Regions from separate parts of the Homo sapiens genome. Here region 2 is linked to region 1. The links are chromatin contacts, found by Hi-C or POLR2A ChIA-PET in ENCODE. All regions are on one chromosome and are shown on one strand. The core of a region is the stretch at or near the end of the contact, and the rest is flanking DNA. Distances in the headings are between cores, read along the strand shown.

Region 1 (2,700 bases), core at 19-2,518:
GGCTCAAGGAATCCTCCCACACAGCCTCCCAAGTAGCTGGGATTATAGGTGTGCACCACCACACCTGGCTAATTTTTAGATTTTTTGTAGAGGTGAGGTTTTGCCATGTTGCCCAGGCTGGTCTTGAACTTTTGGGCTCAAGCAATCCTCTCACTTGGGCCTCCTGAAGTGCTGGGATTACAGGAGTGAGCCACCATGTCCAGCAGTCTCTTATAATTTAAAAAATGTGATCAATCAACATTTCCTGAACACCCCAAATTGCAGAGAGTTTTTGGTCTCTTGCTTTTATGTGACACCTACATCTTCCAGGAGCTTGTTTTTAAAGGCAGCTGGCCTTCTTGAGGCACTCTTAAGCCCTGCCATCACTGTGCCATCCCAGAAATTGGAGAAAGCTCAGGGTGCAGATTCCCAGGGTGGCTGAATTCAAACCGCAATGTCAGGCCCCTGTTAGGGAAGTTAAGGGAAAGTTAATTCTGTGGGAAGTGGGGAGGGGAGGAGTAGAAATTATAAGCTTTTCTTTCAATATGACATCTTTGCCTTGTATTTCCTGTACCTCAGGAATGACCGAAGGATTGGGGAAGAAAATACTCCCCCTGCTGATGCTCCTTTGGTTCTACTTGGGAGTGAAGCTCACAAGAGGAGGGACTGCAATAAACGTTCCCCAGATGATGCAGAGGTCTCTCTCTGCTGACAGTTAATACCTTGCCTCCAAGCCTGAATCGCCTTCCTGTCTGCGGGGTGTCTGAACGAACACAGCAAGATGTGCAGGTCACTGAGTTAGAAGAAGTCGGCAGGGCCTAAGGCCTTCTGCAAGGTGTGACTCTCTCCCTCCATACTGAGAACATTTTGAAGTGACTTCAGAGGCTGCAGGGCTTGGGAAGTCCCATGAGAACCGCTCCCCTTTCCCAAGGCACCGACATGGCCTGTAGCCAGGCATTGCTGTTTCTCAGCAGACTGATCCAGGCCAGGCTTTCTGCTCTCCCTGCTGGAGGACCGCCATCCTTATTGAATGTATTTCCAAGAAAGCAGTTGACGGGCTTGGCTGTGCTATTTCTGGAAATGTTCAATAGGCCATCTTCTGGCAGGGACCGCTGCTGATGGATGGGTCTGAAGGGGAGACCGAGTGCTCAGCGCCATCTCGGCCCCGGCCTATTCCCAGGTGTCTCTGAGCAACAGCCGTCCCCAAATACCACGGGCCGGCAGCTGGCGGGGGCTGTGGGCCTCTGTGGAACTTGCTTCCTCCCTGGCAGGGAAGCTGCCAGCAGGCCTACTGCTAAATGAAGACAGGCGCCCTGTGACTATAAATTACAAAACACATCAGCTCCGGCTGATGCACCGCATGTCCCGCAGTCAGTTCTGCAGGGGACACTTGGCCACTGCCAAAGGGCATTCCAGACAGTGGCTTTAACTCTTGTGGCAGCCACAGGAGAGAGGCCAAGCCTGTTGCTGGGCAGAGGAGCTCTTGGCAACTCCCAGAGGTTGCAATTGCTCTGGACTGCTGAGCTCTGTATAGACCAGGGCTTCTCACCCTCTGCACCATTGACATTTTGGACAACATACTTCTTTGTTAGGGGCCATCTGAGCATTGTAGGTTTAGCAGCATCTCTGTTATCTACTCACTAGATGCCAACATAATCCCCTGCCCCCCGCCCACCCACACACATACACAGAATTGTGACAACCAAAAACGCCTCCAGACATTGTCAAATGTCCCCTGGAAGGCAAAATCGCCCTTGATTGAGAACCACTGGTGTAGAGGAAAGAGGGTAGGGTCTGGGGTGATGGCAGAGAGAGGAAGATGCCAGTTCAGAATCTCCAGGTGAGCTGTGAAGCCAGGCAAGTAACAGAATCCTTTGGCCTCAGTTTCCTCATCTCTAAAATGAGAAGAAAGAGAAGGTCAAATCAAGGGAGTATGGCGATCAGCTGAGCTAATGTGTGTGGTGCACTTTGAGATGTATTTAAGCTCTAGGTCAAACAACGTAGGAATAGATGATCTAGTGCTTATTTTTTTTTTTTTCTTTTTTGAGATGGAGTCTTGCTCTGTCGCCCAGGCTGGAGTGCAGTGGTGTGGTTCACTGCTACCTCTGCCTCCCAGGTTCAGGTGATTCTCCTGCCTCAGCCTCCAGAGTAGCTCGGATTACAGGCACATGCTACCGCGCCTGGCTAATTTTTGTATTGTTAGTAGAGACAGGATTTCATCATGTTGGCCAGGCTGGTCCTGAACTCCTGACCTCAGGTGATCGGCCCATCTCAGCCTCCCAAAGTGTTGGGATTACAGGCATGAGCCACTGCGCCCAGCCTAGTGCTTAAATTTAAAGAACATGGCTCCCTTTGAAGAATTTAGCCGAGTATTTATAAAATTCCCCGTGACTCTTAAATTAAAACAAACAAATGCTTTAGAAAGCTTTTCTCTTTATTTTTTTTCTTCTGACTTCTAACAAGAATAAGTATGCCGTGTCTGCCTGAGGTTAATGTACATGATTTCCCCTAGTCTTCCTTGAAAGAGGCTTCAATTTTTTTTTTTTAAATCAACACCCTAGGAATTGTGTCCGTCCAATGAACAAACAGAAAGTAATGAGGGAAGGGAATGCCCCTCTATTTTATTCACAAAATTAGCATCCTTTTCTTTATAGTTAGTAACAAAAACTGGTAAGGAACCACCACAGCCCTATAGAAAGACACTGTTGCTTTAAATGAGCT
Region 2 (2,700 bases), core at 91-2,590, 150 kb after region 1:
AGAGAACACTCATCACGGTCTTCAAGCATGCACCACCCTCACTAAAATATATGAGTAAGAATAATTTTAGGCTTTTATTATTGAAGGGACAGTAAGAATAATTACACAGGGAATTCAGCTTACTATAAGGAATAATGTTCTATTCGAGACCAGCCTGGGCAACATGGCGAAACCAAATCTTTACTAAAAAATACAAAACTTAACCAGACGGTGACGAGGGCCTGTGGTCCCAGGTGCTGGGGAGGCTGAAGTGGGAGGATCGCTTAAGCCTAGGAGGTGGTGGTTGCAGTGAACTGAGTTGGACCCACTGCACTCCGGCCTGGATGACAGAGCAAGACCCTGTCTCAAACAAACAAACAAAAAGAAATAGCATCCTAGTAATTACGGCTCTCCAGCAATGGTATAGACTGCTTCGAAAAGCAGAAATGTTATAAAAAGATCCCTAGAATCCCATAGAAAAATTGGCCTAAAAAACCTCTATATTGTAACTCCAAAATTCTGATTCCATTAACTTAGTAACACAGGGAATACTGGCATTATCGGAGTACTAGTTAAGTTACTATTACTCTATACGCCACATTAATTCATTAAATTTAATATTAGGTATGCAGGACAATTGTCATAGCAACATAAATTATTAGCATTACAAGTTCCTAAACAGAAATATGCATAATACTAAAACGAAACTATTTTAAAGGGCAGACATTTATTTTTAATTCTGCAGGATTTCTTTTCAAAAGTGAACTTTGGTGTAGCCTCTGGTCTGGGGCGGAAGATGAGAATGGGAGGGCAGCCTGACCCCCCTCCTGATAAGGAAGGACCCAGCGCATAACCTGTTCAGGATCTGGAGCCGCACAAACACCTGACTCGCCCCTTCAAAACAAGATCCGCGGAATGGCTCGGGACACAACAAGAAATTGCCGGCAACCTGTGACGGCTCATTTTTACCGACAGTGGGAGGCGGGCAGTCGGAAGGAATGCCCATTTCTCCGGTGTTCCTTCCCAGAAGCAAAAGAACGTGTTTGTTTATGCAAGATTTACGTTTCACTCAGGTTTGGGTTGGGTTTGTTTCCTGGAGATGGAGCTGAGTTTCCCTGGTTTTGCTGGAGTGAGGACAAGCTGATCGCTCCGTATTTACCTTTCACTTGAGCCAAATTGGACAAATGCAAATAAACAGGTCTTGCAGGCGCCCCCCGGCAGTCGGCGCCGCCTCCCCGCGCTGGGCTGGGCAGCCGGGGCCCGCAGAGGCAGCCGGCGCCCTAGGGCGGCTGGGGCCGCGCGCCTCCCTGCCCCGCTGCGCGGCCCGCGGGTGCCCGGCCAAGCGCTGGCTTATCTGCAGCTCCCACAGCGCCCCCGCACTCACCAGTTCCTAGAGCAGGGATTCCGAGAAAAAAGAAAGAGCCGGGTTCCCTAGAAACATTAAATTAACACAAGGGATCTGGAAACAAAACAGCAGATGCCTCAAAGCCTTCTCCTTGACGGCTTCCTGCCTTCTTGGAAAATCTTTGCATTAAAATAGATTGAATTACCCTGCTCTGCCAGATGCTGCTCGGGAACTTCATTTTGGGCTAACATGAAAGGAGAGTTTGACATCTTTTAAAGGATTTTTCTTTTCGAGGTGGTTTGAGGGGCGCCTTTGGGTTGCTGACATTAGCAAGGACCCAAGGCTGAGCTTTTTGCATTACAGTCGAGAACTTTCCATAACAATGGCTAGCAAATCAGATAACAAAGATCATGGCGTGTAGAGGAGACGCGGTGGAGCATAGAATGAGCACTAAGGGTTCAGAAGCCGAGGTTGCTGTCTCTGGGAAGAGCCTAGAAAGAGCACAGGCCAGCCGCCTCCTTTTACAGGGGAGAAAATGTCTTTTATTTCTAAGCCTACTTATTTTGACCATAGCTATGAGAACTATCTAATGGCATTTCCAGAGAGTCACAAACAAGCAGAAAGGCTTGTGAGTAGTATTTTATCAGCCTCTTTGTTCTAAAGCCCATCGTCTAACCTCCACCGACCCCTATCTACAAATTAATCAGACCATATAATTTGTAAATTCAAACCCAGATTAATAACCACACACCTTGAACAGTGGGTCTTCAGCACAGAGTGTATTCCACTTTCCTGTCATGTTAACTTTCATATTTAAAGAATTTTGGTAGCTGAGAACAAGATCCAAAGCTTCCTATGAGGTATCAGGATTTTACAGAGTAAATTGTTTTTACTGGAGTAGGATCTTCTTTGACATTTTAACTTTTTTTCATGATAACCTTTAGGAAAGGACGCTATAATCCTTAGTCGCTAATTTATATGTGTCATGCTTTCTAGTAAACTGGAAAATAACCTACATTCTTAAAAGGATTCTATGCTTATCCCAAATTTAGGAGCACAAGATGGGGGAGAAGTATATTACAACAAGATACTCTAAACACAAATAAAATTAAATATCCTTGCCTAAGCATGAAAGCAATAAAACTCATCTTAAAGCAATGCAGTCAGACAAAATCATTGCATCTGTAATAAGGGTAAGTACACAACTCCGGGAGTTAGCAGCCCTAAATATTTCTGTTCTAATGACACACAAGAGATACACAAAATCTATCATTCCTCCCTGATGTACGAAAAAATAAAGGGCAATTTCATAACACCTTTGGTGCTTTCTAACTTAATAGCTGGCCTTCAGGAAAAGCAAGTATAATTTTTGAGTG

The links. Hi-C counts contacts between places; a loop is a spot of excess contacts on that map. ChIA-PET counts read pairs that join two places held with the same protein, here RNA polymerase II (POLR2A). Pooled maps may share reads with other maps.
Region 2: a loop to region 1 is called in a pooled map of gastrocnemius medialis, with 6 times the contacts of the local background. The contact joins two enhancer-like sites. A Hi-C loop is called at or near these places in 5 of 50 pooled maps. POLR2A ChIA-PET finds 5 or more read pairs at or near these places in 4 of 52 experiments (AG04449, OCI-LY7, SK-N-SH and 1 more).

Annotation. Positions count from the first base shown.
Region 1 is chr12:93,893,224-93,895,923 of GRCh38, reverse strand. LOC105369911 (a long non-coding RNA gene) reads left to right here. Exons shown (of 3, transcript NR_135017.1): 3 at 559-959. It also overlaps a transcript of CRADD not described here. Among named protein-coding and RNA genes, the nearest start is that of CRADD-AS1, 160 kb to the right of the region's middle. Within about 2 kb of position 1,268, at least 21 of the 41 ENCODE cell types and tissues checked have a DNase peak (open chromatin) inside an H3K27ac peak, as active enhancers do.
Region 2 is chr12:93,740,996-93,743,695 of GRCh38, reverse strand. The region is part of intron 2 of CRADD (CARD and death domain containing adaptor protein); the gene reads right to left. Among named protein-coding and RNA genes, the nearest start is that of CRADD-AS1, 4.5 kb to the right of the region's middle. RefSeq lists silencers at 1,089-1,178, 1,209-1,378 and enhancers at 465-1,421, 1,422-2,378. Within about 2 kb of position 1,340, at least 32 of the 41 ENCODE cell types and tissues checked have a DNase peak (open chromatin) inside an H3K27ac peak, as active enhancers do.